2 separate regions of the Homo sapiens genome follow, and region 1 is linked to region 2. The links are chromatin contacts, found by Hi-C or POLR2A ChIA-PET in ENCODE. All regions are on one chromosome and are shown on one strand. Each heading gives the region's core, a stretch centred on a gene start or an enhancer-like site at or near the end of the contact. The rest is flanking DNA. Distances are from core to core; before and after follow the strand shown.

Evidence for each region. A loop is a pair of places that touch in the nucleus more often than their neighbours do. ChIA-PET counts read pairs that join two places held with the same protein, here RNA polymerase II (POLR2A). Pooled maps may share reads with other maps.
Region 1: a loop to region 2 is called in a pooled map, with 2.0 times the contacts of the local background. The contact joins the promoter of CCDC9B here to the enhancer-like site in region 2. A Hi-C loop is called at or near these places in 1 of 50 pooled maps. POLR2A ChIA-PET finds 5 or more read pairs at or near these places in 4 of 52 experiments (HEK293, MCF 10A, Panc1 and 1 more).

The regions. Positions count from the first base shown.
Region 1 is chr15:40,335,525-40,342,188 of GRCh38, forward strand. CCDC9B (coiled-coil domain containing 9B) reads right to left here and starts at 5,415. Exons shown (of 11, transcript NM_207380.3): 1 at 5,284-5,415; 2 at 4,381-4,491; 3 at 3,988-4,095; 4 at 3,224-3,379; 5 at 3,011-3,136; 6 at 2,200-2,369; 7 at 1,864-1,922; 8 at 1,236-1,289; 9 at 1,050-1,140; 10 at 260-302; 11 at 1-176. The coding sequence starts at 5,295. RefSeq lists enhancers at 1,080-1,598, 4,508-5,311.
Region 2 is chr15:40,233,311-40,239,158 of GRCh38, forward strand. The region is part of intron 1 of BUB1B-PAK6 (BUB1B-PAK6 readthrough); the gene reads left to right. The region is part of intron 1 of LOC107984763 (a long non-coding RNA gene); the gene reads right to left. PAK6 (p21 (RAC1) activated kinase 6) reads left to right here and starts at 5,753. Exons shown (of 11, transcript NM_001395430.1): 1 at 5,753-5,848. Within about 2 kb of position 1,686, at least 5 of the 41 ENCODE cell types and tissues checked have a DNase peak (open chromatin) inside an H3K27ac peak, as active enhancers do.

The sequences.
Region 1 (6,664 bases), core at 4,165-6,664, 110 kb after region 2:
TGTGGAGAGCAGGGGACTGAGCTGGCTGTGGAAGCCACTGACTCCCCCTTCGGCCCCTCTGGGGATGCCAGGGCTGGGCTGGCTGCAGGGGCGCTCCCCAGTCGGCCCTGCTCCATCCCGCTCTGCTTCTGGGCTTGCTCCTCCTCACTGGGAGTCTCTCTGGTGCTTTGGCTTCCCTGAAACAAGAGAATAGCCCCGGTGGCTGATGAATCCAGGGCTCGCGTCCCCAGCCTGCCCCATCCTATACCCAAGTACCTACCTCCTGACCTTCCAGCTCCTCCTTGTCTTCCTTCATATCCCACCTGTAGAAACACAGCTCATGGCACGCCCCACCCCACTTCACTCCAGAGCCATGTCCCCCTGCCTGAATAGAGGGGTGGGGTGGAGTTGAGAGCCAGTGAGGAAGGCTGAGCTGGGACCCCATGGTTTAGGCCTCACACTGAGCAGTGGAGAAATCCCAGGGGTGACCCAGACTCTCCCTAGAGCCCCATAGCCCTCAGCAGAGAGGAGCAGCCATGGCAGGACCAGAGAGGAGGGGCCTCCACCTCCTCTGGGCCTCCATCTCCTTGCCAAAGAAACTCCTGGCAGAAGCCAAAGCCCAAGGGTCTCAGACTGGGATCAGAGCCAGAATGTGGCTCCAGGATGCTTCCCCCACCAAGCCTGACCTTGTTCCCTAAATCCAACTATTTCCTCTGAATACCACGCACTCTGGGCCCATCCTGGGTCCCCAGCTGCTGTTTATGGCCAAACTTGCAGCACCTTGAGTTCTGTGGGGACTCCAGGCATGTCCCCGCCTGCAATGCCTGGGAAAGGCATACCTCATTTCCCAGGGGAAGGGAGCTGCTGTAATTACCACCAGCCTCCCCGGGCACCAGGCTCTCGCTGCAGCCTCTGCTAATGGCCTCTCCCAGCATCTCATTAACCTGCCAGGCAGCAGTCAGCCAGGAGGCAGGGGCCCCAGGGATGGAGCTGGCACCTGGGCCTGTACTGGTCCAGGAAATTGGGACACCCACATGCCCGTCTTGATTTTGTCCCCTGCCACCTGTTACCTTCGGGCCCTGCCAGTCAGCCTCTCCTTGCCCCGGGCTTTGCTGCCTGTGGCTGGTGCCACCGAGGGTCTGCTGGCTTGCCCGCCCCGACCTGCAAGAGATGGTCGGCCAAGGAGAGAAGAGGCCCATAGCAGCCGGCTCCATCTTTAGCTGACGAGACCTGGCCCCTCCTCCTCCCCAACTCACCTTTTCCATCAGGGAGCAATGGTGGGGGCTGTAGTTTCTGGTGGCTCCTGGGACCTGCGGGGGACAAAAGAAGTGGGGAAAGGTGGGGTGACAAAGGATCCAAAACAGGAACACCAGTTCTTCCAGCCTCAGGAAGCTGTCAGTCCTCGGGGCCAGTCGTGGGTTTTGCCTCCCCAAAAGCGCCCTCGCCTGGGGGTCAGGAGAATAGGGTCCTGTGCTAGCTTTGCCACTCCATGGCTAGGTGTCTGGCCCCAACTCTCAGGCCACAGCTTCTTTATATATAAAACAAGGGGACCAGAACTCCACAGAGCTGTTTCTACAGTAGGTCTGGGGAAGGACCACCAGGACTTTCACCCTTTAGGGACCTCAAAGAGACCCCGGGCCGGCTTCCACTGAGCCTCCTTCTGGGGCCTTCTGCTCAGAACCTGGACAAGAGCTGTGGGCTCAGAGGGGAGGATGGGAGGTCTTGGTGCCCTCCTCTGATAGTGAGGGAGAGGAAGGAAGATGTTCTCCAACGCTTCCTTTCAGCTCTGAAAATAAGAGACTAAGAGACAGAGAAAAGAGAGGACAAGGGGGTGAAAGATGAACAAAGCCAAGGAGGGGAGGGATGAGGTAGGTGTGGGCTCACCCCTTCTGCTGCCTGCCCTGGCCGGGCCTTCTCCCCTCAGCTGGCTGCAGTCCTGTAGCCTGTGTAGACAGAGGGAGTCAGGTTGCTGGTGCACAGAAGCTGCCGCGGGCCCCACCCTGACACCCCCCTCCCCGAAGCCCAGGCCCAGAATTGAAGGCAGCAGGGAGATGGTGGGCCCAAGAAAGATGGGAGACCCAGAGCCTTGAACCCTGGGCTCGACCAGAATGCCCAGCAAGGTCCTCTCAACCCCGAGGAGGGTCCCTGCAGCCCTCCCAGCAGTGCCCGAAGCCAGCTCCATCCCGCACCACAGGCAACCTGCCCAACCCAGCCACCCACGTGGACTTGGCCTTGTCCAGGTCCCACGGGCGGCGCCAGTCACCCTGTGCGTCTCTGTGCCGGGCGAGGCGGGCTAGGTCGATCTGCTCCCGCTCCTGCTTCCACTGGGCATAGTCCCAGCCCGCCTCCGGGGGCTCCCCCACCGGCCGGCTCCAGGGCTCCCAAGAACCCTGTAGGGAGAAGACACTCAGAGTGAGGGGGAGAAGCAGGAAGAGGCTTGGGGTGGGGTTTGGAGACTCCAGGCGCTTCCTCTCTCAAGGTTTCCACATCTCCAGCTAAAAATTAGGCCTGTTCCAGCTCTCCCGTGGAAATGGTTTCCATCCACTTGTTAGCTGTGTGTTTTACATAAGTAATTTAACCTCTCTGTGTCTCATTTCCTCGTGTAAAATGGGGAGGATCTCCGTAGCACCAACCCACAGGGGTGTTGCAGGGGTATGCAGACGGGCCGGAGTGGGAGGGGCCCTGGAAGCTGTGAGCAAGGGCAAGGACTAGGGGCTGCTGCCACCTAGAGGTCACACCTGGCACTTGGCCAGTCAACTCCACCCTCCTGCCCCCTCCCCAACTCCCATGCCACCATCAGCAGGGCTAAATAGGGGAGGGGGCTGGATCACATCTTTGGCTTAAACTGTCTCCCACTTCAAGGCCCACCCAAAGTAGAGACTGGCCAGAGAAAGGGAGGAGGAGCAGGAACTCCTGCATGTGCTCCCTTGGCCACGTCCCCGCAAATGAGGGACATATCTGACTCAGCTTCTCTGCCTCCCCCAAGTGAGGACCTTCAGATCCATGTCCCCATCCCCTCTTGAAGACACACCTTCCGTGCAGAATCTGAGCTGATGGCCACCTGCGTGGGGGGGCTTCGGGTCACACGCCCTCCAGGTGACCCCTCTATGCCTTGGTTCCTTGCTCTGGTAGGCTTTTCACTTACAATCCGTTTGCCCTGGGGAGGATGAAGATGGGCAGTGCAGCAGAGCCAGGGAGGAAGAGGCTGCCTGCCGATGCCTGCACTCCCCACCACCCTGCTCACCTCTGCTTTGTTCTCCATGGTCACAGCCAGCTCCACCAGCTCCCCTAAGCAGAAAGTACCCCCGTGGTCCTCAGCATCCTCATCCTCAAGCATCTCGTTGGTCACTCTGGGTCCACAGGTACCCCTTGCCCAGTTCCTGCTAACCACCCGCTTTTCCTGCAGAACAAAGACCCTCAGGCCACATGGGCAGTGCTGGGCAGGACCTGGGTGCTGGGTCCTCTCGGTGGTTCCCCAGGCCTGGGTTCCAACCCCAGCCCTCCCTGCATTCCCCACAGAAGAGCTGACTCCCACAGGGTGTTCACATGCCAATGGCATGAGGTTATCCAGGGCCCAGGGCCACCCAGCGGCCCAAGATGCCACAGTGGCCCGTCATCTCTGAGCTGGGAAACCCAGAGCACTCAAACAATGGGTCTCTGTCCCTCAGACACTGCTCCTGGCATTCAGCCCCAACTTCTCTGTCCCCCACTTCCTGCAGGGTTTTAGCCCCTGGGGCTTGAGGTTTAGGAGTGGCCTGTGCTTTGTGGCATAGGCGCAGGGCTGTGGACTGGAAAAGGGTATGAAGATGCATCTACTGGGGGTAGGGGGGCTTTCAGCTGTGGCTCTTTGGTGGGGACAGCAGTGGTCCGACTGCAGGAGGTTGGGAGCTGGCAGGTGCACCCCAGAATAGTTAGTAGGAGAGGGGAACAGAGGCAGCTGTCTTTCCCCGACATGGTCTGGGCCTCCACCTCCTTGCTACGAGCCCTGTCTCCCAGGGTGAGGCTTACACCGGGAACCTGGCTGATGGTAACGGTGAGGCCATCAGGCTGGAGGAGTGCTGGTGTGGTCACAGCCATCCCCCCCTGCTCTGCCTGCCGACGGTCCTCCTGGATCTCCTGTGGGAGGGCTGGGGGTCAGCACACGCCATGGCCCCCCAGGTGCACAGAGACATAGATGCTGATAGGCCTACACAGAGAGACACCAGTGGGACACCAGGGGGCAGAGGCGCCACATCACACATCCCCAGGACCCTCACCAAGCCTCTAAGAGGGACCATGCCCACCCTACCCCTGGCCCCAGCCCCAGAGGCGCATTGCTGAGCCTGCAGGGAGACCACCACGTGTGGGGCACAGGGAGCGGCAGCCAAGTGGTTTCTCCTGGCCCTGTGGCAGCCCACTCACCTGGTACCTGCGGAGCAAGGCCTGGTTCTTCTTGCGCAGGGCAACTATCCTCCGATCCAGCTCTGCGTCCTTCTCCTGCCTGCTCATGGGGGACTCGGCTCTGGGAGTTCCCTGCAGAGGCAGGGAACCCAAGCTCCTGACTTCCGGGTCCCCCTCTCACCAGTCCCCAGCTTTCACATTTTCACCACCCAAGGAAGAGATCCCAGACCCACAGCTAAGGTCACCCAGGAAGGAAGGGGATTGCTTAGGGAGATGGCCCAAATAAGGCCCCAAGCCCCCATTCCAGCTAGGCCCGTCTGCCTGTCCCTGCCTCCTCAGGGGGCTCAGGTCAGGGCCTCATACCCCAAGCCACAGCTCCCAGCAGTGGGGTGCCCCTCCCCCAGCTCTCCAGGGAGCTTCACTGCCGAGCAGAGCCTGGAATGGGAGTTATAAATGGCTCTGGCAGCGGAACCTGCCGTGACTGGGAAGCTGCCAGGGGATTCGGGAGGTCGAGGGGGGAGCTGTTTGGCTCCCAGATCCACAACCAGAGAAAAAGGAGAGGCCCTGGCTCCGTCCTGGGCTCTCAGGCCCTGGACCCCGCACCTAGGCCTGTGCCCAGCCTGGAGGAAAGAGCCGCTCCCAGGGGCCCAGCCTCTCCAGGCCGAAAGCTGCTGGTAGTCGGGGCGGAGAGAGCCAGCTCCCCTGGCGGCCCCAGCCCAGGAGTCACCCTGGGCAAGCCATGTCTCTGCATCAAGATTCCAGGTTCCTCTCTGTCTGGATGCAGGTTCTCTGTTGTGACCCTAGTCACAGCCTTCTTCCTCCCAGCCCCAGCTGTCCCCAGCTGCCCCCAGAGGGTGGCTGCCTGGTATCCCAGCCCCCTCCCAGTCCCAAGAAGCCCCCTGCCAAAGGCAGACTGCCACTCACAGCCGAGTGCATGGCAACGGCGGGCACCGAGAGAATTCCAGAGCAGCCCCTGGGGAGCCAGAGTGGGAGGAAAGCTGGAGCCACCGGAGCCGGGCCTCTGCCGGCCTCTCCCTGCCGGCTTCGCTGCTCAGCACACGAGATCATGTTGTGATTACAAAAGACTCCTCTGGGCTCCCAGCCAGGAACGTCGGGCCGCCACCCCCACCCTTCCACTCTCAGAGGGCGAGGACCAGGGCACTGGCAGCTGGCTGGTCCTGCCTAGCACCTCTCCCTGCCCCACCCCAGCGTCCCCAGACAGACTGGTAGGGACTTCTCCCTGGTGGGTCAAGCCTACACAGGAGGCCTGGCTGCCTAGGCCCCAGCAGGACCCCAGCCTGGGCCTGCCTGCAGACAAGATGGGCAGCCAGCGTAGGCCTCTGTGCCTCCCATGAGTAGAAAAAGGCCTACAGCACACAGATGCGCCTGCCCTCTCCTGCTCCTTCTCCTCATCAGCCTTGGTTTAAGTAATTCAAAGGGATCAAGAAGCTCACCTCCCCTAGACTACCAAGTACTACCACATCCCTAAAATGACAACAATAGTCATTCATTCTTTTAGGTTGGACATTGTCTTCTCTGTGCAGTCATGCACCATATAATGACGTTTCACTCAACAATGGACCACATATATGATGGTGGTCCCATAAGATTATAATGGAGCTACAAATTCCTATGGCTTAGTGACATTGTAGCCATTATAACATGGTAGCACAGGGCACTACTTATGTGCTTATGGTGACGCTTGTGTAAACAGACCTACGGCATGACAGCCGCACAAAAGTATGGCACATACAAGTGTGCACAGTACAGAATACCTGATAATGATAATTAACAATTATGTTACTGGCTTATGTATTTACTATACTATACTTTTTATCATTATTTTAGAGTGTATTTCTTCTACTTACAACAACAACAAAAAAAAGTGAACTGTAAAACAGCCTCGGGCAGGTCCTTCAGGAGGAAATCCAGAAGGCATTGTTAGCATAGGAGATGACAGCTGCAGGCCTGTTAATGCCCCTGAAGACCTTCCAGTGGGTCAATATGTGGAATGGAAGACAGTGATGTTGATGATTCTGACTCTGTGTAGGCCTAGGCTAATGTGTGTGTGTTAGATTTTGAGAAAAAAGTTTAAAAAGTTAAAAAAAAGAAAAAGTTTCAAAATAGCAAAAAAACTTATAGAATAAGGATATAAAGAGAAAATATTTTTGTACAGCTGTACAATGTGTTTTGTTTGTGTTTTAAGCTAAGGGTTATTACCAAGAGAGTCAAAAAGTTTTTTTAAATTAAAAAGTTTATAAAGTAAAAAGGTTACAGTAAGCTAAGGTTAATTTATTACTGAAGA
Region 2 (5,848 bases), core at 436-2,935:
GTTGCCCAGGCTGGAGTGCAATGGCCAAATCTCAGCTCACTGCAGCCTCAACCTCCCACGTAGATGGGACTACAGATGTGCACCACCATGCCTGGCTAATTTTATTTTTTGTGAGACGAGGTCTGTTGCCCAGGCTGGAGTGCAATGGCCAAATCTCAGCTCACTGCAGCCTCAACCTCCCAAGTAGATGGGACTACAGATGTGCACCACCATGCCTGGCTAATTTTATTTTTTGTGAGACGAGGTCTCACTGTTGCCTAGGCTGGTCTCGAATTCCTGGACTCCAGCAATCCTCCCGCCTTGGCCTCCCAAAGTGCCAGGATTAAGGCACGAGCCACCACGCCCAGCCTGAAAACCCGTTTTCCTGAGGGAAAACTGTTCTGGAAGTCAACAGCAGAGTCGCTTGCCAGGGCCACTTCTAATATTGATGAGATTCTGGCCTGTGCTCCCCTCCCTCATATCTTGTGTAGCATTGTGACTAGAGATTGGGTAAAAAGGGAAGACCTTGCCAAATGTTGCCCACCTGCTACCCTCTCCGGCTGTCTGCTGACGTTGGCCACTTGAGTCTCTTGTCACTGACTGTGCCCACCCTTGGCCCCTGCCAGCATCCTCCACACACCTTGCCCACAGGAGGACAGCTGGAGCAGGGCCACAGGGGAGGGCATGCAAGGGACCTATCTGACAAGGCCCTGAAACTTCCTTCCCACTGAGGACCCCAGGACTTGACCTAGTCATCCCCCACTTTGCTGCCAATACTTTGGGAGCAGGCAGATGTCCAGGAAGCGTCTGTTCCTCTGTACCCTCCCTGCCAAGGAAGGAGCTTGAGAAAAATCTCTTGAAGGTAGAGCCCCTGCTTCTGGCCTAGCTCTCCCGGAGGCGCAGGGCTGACGAGTGCCGCCAAGGTAAGACCAGCTCTGGAGTGTGGGATATACAGGCCTTCAGTGGCAACACCTGCTCATTAATCAAGCCCTTCCTTTCCGGAACCTGCCCTGGCTTGGGATGGTGGGAAGGAAGGAGAACAGAATCTGTTCCTCCCTTCCTGGCCCTGCGGTGAGAGGCGCTGACTAGTGTAGGTGGGTGGAGACAGGCCCATCAGAAGGCCTGAGTGAGGCACCCTCTGTACATGCAGCACAAGCGGGTGTGGAGTGTGGGGAAGCATCTAAAGATCTAGAAAAATTTGGCAGCAAAGGAATTTTACCCACACACTGGAGCCCTAGGCTTTGTTTCTAAAAGTTTTTATTATTCTTTAGGAAAACTTGGGAAGCACTAGTTTATGAAAATTTTTAGAACTTCATTGCTACATGGCCTTTCCAAACACATCCCCAGATGGTTTCTTTAAAACCATGCAGTGGGACAAGGTTGATATAAACAGTTGTTCCAGCTGAATCCAACTCACCAAAACGGTGCAGGTGAGGCAAATTACTTTTGAGACTGCAAGTACTGTATATGTCCATTAACAAAAACACAGTAAAAGACTTTAAGAAATTGTAAGGACACTGGCTTGACTGATTCATGCGGCTGCAAATCCCTGGGAGCCAAGATTCAAAGGCAGAAATGTCTGTGGTGACAGCACCACCACTGCCTTTGTCCAAATTACAGATCTGTCACACTCAGAGCTTGCTGCTAGCATGGGGCTGCCGTCGGCAGCAAAGGGAACTTCATGGATCTGTGAGGAGGAACAGCTGAGTTCCTGACTGCCTTTAATTTTCTCTGAGGCTTTGCTGAGTCACCTAATCTCTTGGGGCTGTGGTTTTCTCACCTGTAGAAGGAGGGACAGGGCTGATATCCCTAGAGTGCCTTTCAGCTCTGGGATTCACGCATTCTAAGGAGGGTGGCTAGAGCACAGAACCTCTAAAGATGTTCATTCATTCCTTCAACAAAGTTTACATGAGCACCTGCCATGTGCTAAGCACCAGGGCCGACCACTGGCCCAAAAACACAGGCATCTGCTGGCCTGCCCACTGCAGCAGCAGCCATACCTTTGCAGGCCGGTGGAGCCCCCCTTTCTACAGCCTGTGGAAAAAATGGTTCTAAATTTGCAGATCCTCTCATCAAATCAGGAAGTCAAGAAACATGATAGAATAGAGGAACTGGTCTCAGTTTGCACAGGCCATCAGTTTCACAAGACAGGAATCGAATATCAACAGTGGCTGATTATCACACTCAGGAATTGAAAATAATTAGAAAAAGAGGCAAAGATGCTGTGGCAATCATTGGCTGGTCCCCTTTGGTCTCCAGCACCCATTCCCCTTTGGTTTAGTAACAGCACCCTAACTTTCCTCCCTATATCGTGTGATAACAGAAGCACTCTCTCCAGGATACCCTCCCTGAGAGACAGGCATATGACCTGAGCCAGCCAATCAGACTCCTTCCCTGCAAGGATGCACTAGGTGGACAGCATGGTGGGAGCATCTCTCATCCAGGCAGGGGTGATCTGTGGGACTGCAGTCAGTCCTGTTGCTTAGAGACCCCAGGACTGCCATAGCTTCTGTCCTGGACTTGATTCTCCAGGCTAACAGAGAACCTGACTGATGCAGATTCAGGAGAGCTGGTTTGTTTAGTTCTCAGTTCCTTTCATGAAATGGCTATTATCTCTGCTAGCTACTATAGCAGAAATCTGGAAAACATGATTTTTCTTGATTTATGAAATTGTTGATGTTTCTTCAGGAATTTCCGCCTGCTTCTCATAAACTGGCAGAAACTTAGAAATGTTACATTTCTTAAAGAGAGTCATTGTAATTATTATCTGAATAAGATGATAGTGTTTTGAATTTAACGTAATAAACTCTATCTCCTGCCTTAGTGCCTTCACATCTTCATGTTGCCCCTCCCTCTAACAACATTTCTGAAAATTTGAAAGACATGAAGGAAGAAAAAGTGTTTTCCATATCCCCACATTGCCTTAAAGTGGACTTTGCAGAGGAAAATGTTCAAATATACAAGTTTTAGGTACTCTTCATAGCTCTTGGTTTTCTATTATTAGGGTTTGTTTGTTTGTTTGTTTGTTTGTTTTGAGACTGAGTCTCGCTCTGTTGCCCAGGCTGGAATGCAATGGCACAGTCTGCTCACTGCAATCTCCACCTCCCGGGTTCGAGCAATTCTCCGCCTCAGCCTCCTGAGTAGCTGAGATTACAGGTGCCCACCACCACACCCAGCTAATTTTTGTATTCTTAGTAGAGACGGGGTTTCGCCATGTTGGCCAGGCTGGTCTCGAACTCCTGACGTCAGGTGATCCACCCACCTCGGCCTCCCAAAGTGCTGGGATTACAGGCGTGTGCCACTGCGTCTGGCCTATTATTAGTTTTAAAAACATACATTCCTTTATTTTTACTTTTGTATTGTTTAAATACAACAGTACATGTTCACTGAAACAATGCAAGAGTGTAAAAAGTCCAAAGTGAAAGACCCCTCTCACCACCACTCCTATTTCCAAGGATAACCACATTGACAGTTTGCGGTTTAAACATACAGATATAGAAATATCTTTAAATAAAAAAACTTATATGAGATTATGCCATCTCATTTTCAAGTTAACATTGATAAACCTGGTCTTTTTGCTCAACTATCGTGGTCATCCTTCCTCATACATACGTATGTACATGCATACCGGTACACACATAGCTGGTACATACATACCGACTGACAAAACTCATTCATTTTAAGGCTGCAGATACTTCATTGCATGGGGATGTACCATCCTGTATAGATCTGTCACCCAATTAATCTGCCCAATTGATGCACATTTTGGTGGCTTCAAATTCTTTGCAGTTACAAACAGTGCTACCATGAATATTCTTATACAAATATCTTCAGGCCGATGTGCAACTATTTCTTAACTTGGATTCCTAGAAGTGCATTTGCTGGATCAAGTACATACACATTTTGAAATTTTGGTCAAGACTGTAAAATTGCCCTCCAAGAAGACTGTACCAATTCACTCTCCCACCTGCCATTTTTTTTTCACTGTATAATGACAGGGAGTGGTATATCCCTTTTGTTTTAGTTTGCATTTCCTGGATCATTCCTTAGTGAGACAGAGCAGAAGTGGATTATTTATAAGTTTACACACAAAATTACATTGAGATACAAAAAGAAGAAAAATACAGAGTTCCTCTCCAAAAGGAACTGATAACCTAGTTAAAGGGAAAATGTTTCATATTGACCACAAATTGAACTTTTTTTTTCTTTTGAGACAGAGTCTCGCTCTGTCGCGCAGGCTGAAGTGCAGTGGCACAATCTTGGCTCACTGCAACCTCCGCCTCCCGGGTTCAAGCAATTCTCCTGCCTCAGCCTCCCAAGTAGCTGGGATTACAGGCATGTGCCACCACGCCCAGCTAATTTTTGTATTTTTAGTGGAATGAGGTTTCACCATGTTGGCCAGGCTGGTCTCAATCTCTTGACCTCATGGTCCACCCGCCTCAGCCTCTCAAAGTGCTGGGATTACAGGCGTGAGCCACTGTGCCTGGCCACAAATTGAAATTCTTATGTTTAATGCCATGACATCTAACACTGCGTTCAATCAAAATGTCTACGCATGCAGCTTGAGACCTTTGCACAGAAGGTGCCTAGGGTCATGATTTGGGAAGATTAATCTGCCATCAGTGGAGGGGTGGATAAAAACTAATGTTTATTGGGATCAAGATGAGCAGTCTCTGTGCCAGAAACTTTATTCCTTTAATTTCCACAGCCCTGTGAGGCAGGTGAAATCATCCCCATTTTATGGATGAGGAAATTGAAGTTCAATTGGTTCAATAACATGCCAAAGGTCACTCAACTGATGAACAGTGGAGCTGAGATGCGGAAGACTGAAGACTCACAGCCTGGACTTTTAACCAAACACCACATGGCTTCGCTACAGAAGAAAGTTAGAAAGTTTTCAAAAATAAAATGTAGAGCCAAGTGCCACCTTGGATATAAGGGACTGGGGGACGGGAAGAGGCAAGAACTCCCAGGCTTCCCTCTGGCTGTCAATAGCTAGTGGGTCCTGGCAGTGGGAGCTGGGCCATCAGAGGTGGCGCCTGAAGTGGGGCAGGCACAAAATGGGTTTTCGGGCAAGCATTTGCCCAGGTGATGGTCAAAGCCACAGAAAAAAGGTGTTTTGATGGAGTGGTGGCTGAGTGTGGGGAGAGATGAGCAGGGGACCAAGCCTGGAGCTTGGGCAGCCCACGATTGGACACTAGGAGAAGAAAAGAAGCCAGTGGAGGAGACACTGAGGCTAGGGATGGGGAGGGCACTGTGGAAGGCTGGGCTCCACCTGGCGCTCCGGGGAGCTGGCAGGGGGGCACATCAAGGAGCTCAAGCTGCCTCACCAGCAAATGCCTCTGTTTCTGACCAGGGGCAATGAAATAAAGGGACCCGGTTGAGTAACTGGTTTCTGGTCCCTGCCAGCCCAGGAAGCCAGCACCCACCCTGCCTTACATCCCATGTGCCACTCTCAGCCTTCGAAGCAAAACCAGCTGAGACCAGCACCTGCCAGATCTGAATGCGCAGCTCCAAGTTCTGGGGGGTGGGGGTGGGGGTGAGCCAAGGAGGTCTGGCTTCTCTAGGGCAAGGGTAGGAAGGACAGCAGGGAGGCTCACCCTGAGCCCGGCAGGCAGCCCTTCCTCCTCCTCCCCTTCAGCAAAGAAAGGCAGATAAAAACGTGTTTTTATAAATAGCTCCAGCCCCAGCTGATTTGTAAATTCAGTGGGTTTTTTGTGTCAATGACATCACCTTCCTCCCCATGGCAACCCCCGACGATATCAAAATTGCCAAGCAACGTTGGAGCAGCTCGGCGCCCCAAACGAGCAGGTCGATGCCTGAGGATTTAATGGAGAAATCCCAAAGTGAGCCGGGGCGCGCGGTGGAG